Linked DNA regions of Homo sapiens: region 1 is linked to region 2. Evidence: chromatin contacts called from ENCODE Hi-C or POLR2A ChIA-PET data. All regions are on one chromosome and are shown on one strand. The core of a region is the stretch at or near the end of the contact, and the rest is flanking DNA. Distances in the headings are between cores, read along the strand shown.

Region 1 (3,625 bases), core at 13-2,512, 420 kb before region 2:
AATCGCACCACTGCACTGCAGCCAGGGTGACAGAGTGAGACTCTGTCTCAAAAAAATAAAATAAAATAAATACATAAATAAAATAGACCAGGCATGGTGGCTTATGCTTGTAATCCTAGCACTTTGGAAGGCTGAGGTAGGTGGATTACTTGAGGTCAGGCGTTTGAGACCAGTCTGGCCAACATGGTGAAATCCTGCCTCTACTAAAAGTGCAAAAATTAGCCGGGCATGGTGGCGCATGCCTGTAATCCCAGCTACTCAGGAGGCTGAGGCAGGAGAATTGCTTGAACCTGGGAGGCAGAGAGGTTGCAGTGAGCCGAGATGACGCCACTGCTCTCCAGCTTGGGCGACAGAGCGAAACTCTGTCTCAAAAAAAAAAAAAAAAAAAAAAAGAAGTCTGAGTTTTTCACAGCTATATCTCTGACACCTCTAAACACTTCAGTCGTCGCTTTCGGTTTTTAATTTCCTTCCCCATTTTTTTTCTTTACTTTTTTATAATGAGACAGGGGTCTCATTATGTTGCCCAGGCTGGTCTTGGACTCCTGAGCTCTAGCGATCCTCCCGCCTCTGCCTCCCAAACTGTTGGGATTACAGGCGTGAGCCACTGCGCCTGGCCTATTTCTTTCCCTTTTTGTCTCCTTTCAATTTTTTTTTTTAAACAAAAAGAGCAGTCTCTTTGATCCAGAGCTTCACTGGAGGGTGAGGCTGTGGATCCCAGGGTCCTGCGAGTGAGCGACTCATTATATTCTACGCCTGGGCACCTCCCTCTCCCTACCCTAGTCCCGGCTCTTGAGGCTTCAACCAGGCGACAGCAGGAAGCAAGTTTAATTTCACCCCCACCCCTACAAATATAGGTCCTTTTGCTGTTGCTTTCTACTTATGGAAATGGCCCTGGTTTCCTTTTGTTTCCTTTTGTGGTGGTGGCATAAAAGTTCCTTCCCAAATAAATTCATTTAAGTTTTTTTTTTTTTTTTAAAGGAAAAGCAAGTTGATTGAAGGAAAAATCTGTGGTCCGGGGAGATGTTCCAAATCCTGGAGGTGGAGAGGAATGAATGACGTTTGTGGCTTGCAGATCAACTCCCCGCAGCGGGCGTGACGTTGTCACAGCCAAAATTGTCCTCCACGCGCTGCTACGGTGAGTCAGGGGGAGAGGGGCCCCTCTGGGCAGACGGCAAAAGCCATTTTTGAGTGTACAAGGAGGCATTTTTCTGACAGCATTTCCTGTCGGTACCCTCCTATCTAGGGGCAAAAGTGTCACTGGGGCTTTCTGGGGCCTTTGGTGTGGGTCTTAGTGACAAAGTTCAGTGGCAATCTGGCATTCCCCTAGTGGAATTGTCACTCCCACGACAGCCTCTCATGCCCAGCTTCTGTCCGGCCCGAGGAGCCAGCTCTGGGCTGCCTGCTATCCACGAGGTCAGGCGGCCCTGACATTGGCAAGGAGATTGACACCCACACTCTGTGCTTCCTTTGAAACAGAGTTGTTAAAATTCCAGGCCAGACAAATGTCCAATAGGCCTATGAAAAGATACTCAAAGTCACCAATCATTAGGGAAATGCAAATCAAAACCACAGGCCAGGTGCGGTGGCTCACGCCTGTAATTCCAGCACTTTGGGAGGCCGAGGTGGGAGGATCACTTGAGGCCAGGAGTTTGAGACCAGCCTGGGCAACATAGCAAGACTCCATCTCTATAAATAAATGAATAAACAAATAAAAACCACAGTGAGATACTACCTAACACCCATTAGGATGGCTACTATCAAAAAAACAGAAAATAGGTTAGAAGTGGTAGCTCACAACTGTTATCCCAATGCTTTGGGAGGCCAAGGAGAGAGGATCAGTTGGGCCAGGAGTTCAAGACCAGCCTGGGCAACAAAGGAAGACTTCATTTCTAAAAATATTTAAAAATTAGCTGAGCATGGTGGCATGCACCTGTAGTCCCAACTACTTGGGAGGCCGAGGCAAGAGGATCGCTTGATCCCAGGAGGTCAAGGCTGCAGTGAGCTATGATTGCACCATTGCACTCCAGCCTGGGCAACAGAGTGAGACCCTGTCCAAAAAAAAAAAAAAAAAAAAGCAAAACAAAACAAAACCCCATAAATTGAAACCATTGTGGGCTGCTGGTGACAATGTAAAATGGTGCAGCCACTGTGGAAAACAGTATGGAGAGTCCTAAAAAAATTAAACATAGAGGCCAGGCATGGTGGCTCATGCCTGTAATCCCAGCACTTTGAGAGGCCGAGGTGGGTGGACCATTTGAGGTCAGGAGTTTGAGACCAGCCTGGACAACAATACAAAGATTAGCCGGGTGTGGTGGCAGCTGCCTCTAATCCCAGCTACTCGAGAGGCTGAGGCAGGAGAATCGCTTGAACCCGGGAGGTGGAGGTTGCAGTGAGCGGAGATCGCGCCACTGCACTCCAGCCTGGGTGACAGAGCAAGACTCCATCTCAAAAAAAAAAAAAAAATTAAACATAGAATTGTCATATGATCCATCAATTCTACTTCTGCATAGACACCCGAATTGAAAGCAAAGTTCAAAGAGACATCTGTACACCTATGTTCACGGCAGCATTAGCTAAAATAGCCAAAAGTTGAAAGCAACCAGTCTCCATGGATAGATGAATGGATAAACAAAATGTGGTCTATCTATACAGTGGAATATTACTCAGCCTTAAAGAGGAAGGAAATTCTCGTACATATAACATGAATGCACCCTGAGGGCATTATGCTAAGTGAAATAAACCTGCCACAAAAGAACAAATACCGTATGATCACATTTACAGGAAGTAACTAAACTTGTCAAATTCATAGAAACAGAAAGTAGAATTGTGGTTTCCAGGAACTGGAGGGAGGAGGAACGGGGAGTTGTTTTGTGGATACAGTTTTAGTTTTGCAAGATGAAAAAGTTCTGGAGATGAATGATGGTGTCAGTGGCAACTATGAGAATTTATTTTTTCTGGTTTTTGTTTTGTTTTGTTTTGAGACGGGGTCTTACTCTGTTGCCCAGGCCGCAGTGCAGTGGCACAATCTGGGCTCACTGCAACCTCTGCCTCCTGGGTTCAAGTGATTCTCGTGCCTCAGCCTCCCAAGTAGCTGGGATTACAGGTGTGCACAACCATTCCTGGCTAATTTTTGTATTTTTAGTACAGCCAGGGTGTCACCATGTTGGCCAGGCTGGTCTCAAACTCCTGATCTCAGATGATCTGCCCACCTCAGCCTCCCAAAGTGCTGGGATTACACGTGTGAGCCACTGTGCCCAACTGAGAATTTTCTTTTCTTTTTGAGACTGAGTCTCACTCTGTTGCCCAGGCCGGAGTACAGTGGCTCAATCTTGGCTCTCTGCAACCTCTGTCTCCTGGGTTCAAGTGATTCTCTTGTCTCAGCCTCCCAGTAGCTGGGACTACAGGTTCACACCACCGTGCCTGGCCAATTTTTGTATTTTTAGGACAGACGGGGTTTCACCATATTGGTCAGGCTGGTCTTGAACTTCTGACTTCAAGTGATCTGTCCATCTCAGCCTCCCAAAGTGCTGGGATTACAGGCATGAGCCCCCACGCCCGGCCTGACAATTTTCTTAATGTAACTGAACTGTACACTTAAAATGGTTAAGATAGAACATTTCATGTC
Region 2 (3,495 bases), core at 567-3,066:
CCAGGGCACTTCAGGCACCATCTGCAGCCCCCAGCCCCCTCACCCACGGCAGAGAGGCAGAGCGGCTCTCACCGGGTCCAGACCGGCCCAGCCCACCATAATGGTCAAAAGAAGGCCAAGCTCTGGAAGGTGGGAACAACTGAGGCAGATGGGGACAGTAAAGCCAGATGGACCGCGCTTGAGCCTTCATCTCCACCAGGGACCCAGGCCACCTTCCCAGTTCCATACCTCTTCAGCCTCAGGTCCCTCTTGACTGAGCCCAGCGTCACCGCCCCCAAGAAAGTTCCCCAATCACCCTGTCCCACGCTGGGCCACCTGCTTCCCTCCCTGAAGGCTGTCCCTAAGCTGTGGGTATTTATCCTACTAAGGAGGCTGGGACAGAGTCCTGACCTGCACCCATCTGTTCCCAACCCACCAGCCTTCAAACAAGGGGGCTCCTCCTCCCCGGGGCAGCTCTGGCCTCTGCTGGGGGCCAGTCGAGGCAGATAGAAGGGTGAGCCTAACCAATGACCCAACGCCCCCTTCCCAATTAACTACCGCCTTCCAACGGAATCCAAGGGAATCCCTCATCCCCAAAACTTCACCGCGGAAGGATCTGCGGGGACTGACAGGCAGAAGCCAGGCACAGGGATATCCGAACAGCCTCAGTCTTGCTACCCAACTCTGCCTTCAAGACATTCCAATCTGATGGGAAGAGTCCTGTCTGGGAAGCTCCCTGTCTGATGGGAGACAGCCCTGTCCACATGGAGGTCTCAGTCTGACGGAGGAAACAGCCTGGCCAGCCAGGCCCAGGCCGACAGGGGAGACACAGTCCCTGCCCAAGGAGCTTCCAAGCTAAGGGCGGAACCACAGCCAAGCCCAGGGAGCTCCCAGGCTAAGGGCGGAGACTGTCCCAGCCCAGGGAGCTCCCAGTCAAAAGGGGGAGACACAGCACTGCCCTTACAAAGCTACCAGCCTCACGGAGAAGGCGCAGTCCCTGTCCACAGAGACACAGCCTTGCCCCAGTTACTGCCCACCTGCAAGAGATCCACATTTCTGCCCTCCAGAGCTCCCAAACTGATGGGGGAGAGAGACATCATCCCCCAGCTCTGGGAGTTTCCAGTCTGATGGAGGAGACAGAGCCTGCTTCGGTAACTCTCACTCTGCGGGGGAAGACTCAGCCCTATCCAGGGAGCTCCCACACTTTCAATGGGGAGGCCCACCCAGGTACTGGAACTCCCAGCTCATGTGTGGTCGGGGCTTGGGCAGGGAGAGGAACATCAGGCGGAGGAAGCCCAAAGCCAGCGGCAGGGGCTCTGCAAAGGGGGCGGGAAGGTTCCATTATGGAGCAACCATGGGAGCAGAGCTTTGAAAAGCCTGGATCGCCCCCTTCCTCCTGATTCTCCCTGCGGCCTCTGGGGTCGCCTCCCTCCGAGCCCCCTCCCTGGGGCCCCGCCCCCAACCCCCTCCATCCCAGCCCCTTTGCCGGTCACCCGACACAACCACCTGCATCCAGGCCCCCAACTGAGCCCCCTCCATCCAAGCCATCTCCCCCGGGCCCCGCCCAGGCCCTGCATCCGAGCCCCCTCCCCTGGGGCCCCGCCCCCAACCCCTCACCCCGCGAACGCCCTCCTCCCTCCGCCTCCCTCGTCCCTACTCCCCACCCTCCGGCGCGCTCCCCACTCCGGCTCCAGGCCTCACCTTGACCCGCTCCAGCTGCTTGAGGACGTGCTCCCGCCGCCGCCCTGCTGCCCGCTTCCCTCCGGCTCCCCCGGGGCCGCCGCCGCCGCTCCCAGCCCCGCTGTTCCGCTCCGATTTCGAGCTGGGCGCCATTTTCACCCCCTCCCTCCACTTCCGGAGCAACCGGCCCCTTCGCCCCACCCCTGCCGCCTCCTCATTGGTCCTTTTTCGGGACAGCGGCCCGCCGGTTGGGCGAAAGCCCGCACTCGCGCTATGCCTGTCCATCAAAGCCATCTCGACTCTTGATTGGTAGCGACAGTAACAGCCCCCGCGGCCCGTTGCCGTATTCCCGCCCCGCCTTAAGGACGTACCACTCGGAGGTCCCGTTTGTTCGCCCTGCCCAGATAACTTTGATCTGATAGGTGAATATCTCTGTCTGTCTCAACGGCGTCACGCCCCCTGTGGCTGGCGGGTTTCCATGGAGACCACAGGCGGTCCAGGCCCTTGGGCGGGGCGACGGGAGCCTGTGGTCCACCAAGGCTCGAGAATCCTCAGCCCCGGGCTGCCCGCGCCCGGTCCAGGTGGGCAAAGGCCTGACGAGCATACTTGGGCGGCAGAGCCAGGCCGAGGAAAGAGATTTACAAAAAAGGAAAAAACGATGGGATTCGATGAAAGCTTGTTTCCGATGGGCGGGTTGGTGGGATGATGGTGGTGATAATGATAGCATCAATCATGGATCGCTCCACATGTGACAGACACGGTTCTGAGCTTAAACAGTTCGATGTGGCAGGGCCCTGTTGTGCCAATTATGCAGATCATAGCAATAAAAATAATTGTTGAAGGTCCGCTCCGTGCATCATATTCGTATACATTACCTCATTTATTTTATTTTTTTAGACAGAGTCTCACTTTGTCACCCAGGCTGGAGTGCAGTGGCGTGATCACGGTTCACTGCAGCCTCGACCCCGGGCTCAGATGATCCTCTCACCTCAGCCTCTCATGTAGCTAGGACTACAGGCGTGCGCCACCACGCCTGCCTAATTTTTTGTATTTTTAGTAGAGACGAGGTTTCACTATGTTGGCCAGGCTGGTTGCGAACTCCTGACCTCAGGTGATCCGCCCGCCTAGGCCTCCCAAAGTGCTGGAATTACGGGCATAAGCCACCGCGCCCGGCCTAATTTTTTGTATTTTTTGTAGGGACGGAGTTTCACCAAGTTGTCCAGGCTGGTCTCCAACACCTGGGCTCAAGTGATCCTCCCACCTCTGCTTCCCAAAGTGTTGGGAGGACAGGTGTGAGCCCCCACCCCTGGCCAGCCCATTTAATCCTCTGAACAATCTAGAAGATAGTTTTTTTTTATTGTCTTCATTAAAAAAATTTTTTTTGTAGAGATGGGGTCTCACTATGTTGCCCAGGCTGCTCGAAAACTCCTGACCTCAAGGGATCATCCCGTCTTGGCCTCCCAAAGTGCTGGGATTACAGGCATAAACCACTGTGCCCAGCTGATTTCAAGGGTTTTAGGAGTTATGTACTAGAAAACCTAAGACCAAAATATGGTTTTTTAAAAATATATCACAACACAATATCACAACATATCTTTTTTTTTTTTTTTTTTTTTGAGATGGAGTTTTGCTCTTGTTGCCCAGGCTGGAGTGCAATGGCACAATCTCAACTCACTGCACCCTTCACCTCCCGGGTTCAAGCAAACGATTCTCCTGCCTCAGCCTCCCAAGTAGCTGGGATTACAGGCATGTGCCACCATGCCCGGCTAATCTTTGTATTTTTAGTAGAGACAGGGTTTCACTATGTTGGCTAGGCTGGTCTCAAACTCCTGACCT

What was found. A loop is a pair of places that touch in the nucleus more often than their neighbours do. ChIA-PET counts read pairs that join two places held with the same protein, here RNA polymerase II (POLR2A). Pooled maps may share reads with other maps.
Region 1: a loop to region 2 is called in a pooled map, with 4 times the contacts of the local background. The contact joins the enhancer-like site here to the promoter of DCAF15 in region 2. A Hi-C loop is called at or near these places in 3 of 50 pooled maps. POLR2A ChIA-PET finds 5 or more read pairs at or near these places in 3 of 52 experiments (A673, GM10248 and naive thymus-derived CD8-positive, alpha-beta T cell).

What each region holds. Positions count from the first base shown.
Region 1 is chr19:14,367,453-14,371,077 of GRCh38, reverse strand. No RefSeq gene overlaps it. Among named protein-coding and RNA genes, the nearest start is that of LINC01841, 5.3 kb to the right of the region's middle. RefSeq lists an enhancer at 216-285. Within about 2 kb of position 1,262, at least 19 of the 41 ENCODE cell types and tissues checked have a DNase peak (open chromatin) inside an H3K27ac peak, as active enhancers do.
Region 2 is chr19:13,950,830-13,954,324 of GRCh38, reverse strand. DCAF15 (DDB1 and CUL4 associated factor 15) reads right to left here and starts at 1,816. Exons shown (of 13, transcript NM_138353.4): 1 at 1,681-1,816. The coding sequence starts at 1,812. It also overlaps a transcript of PODNL1 not described here. RefSeq lists a silencer at 1,594-1,733 and an enhancer at 2,394-2,443.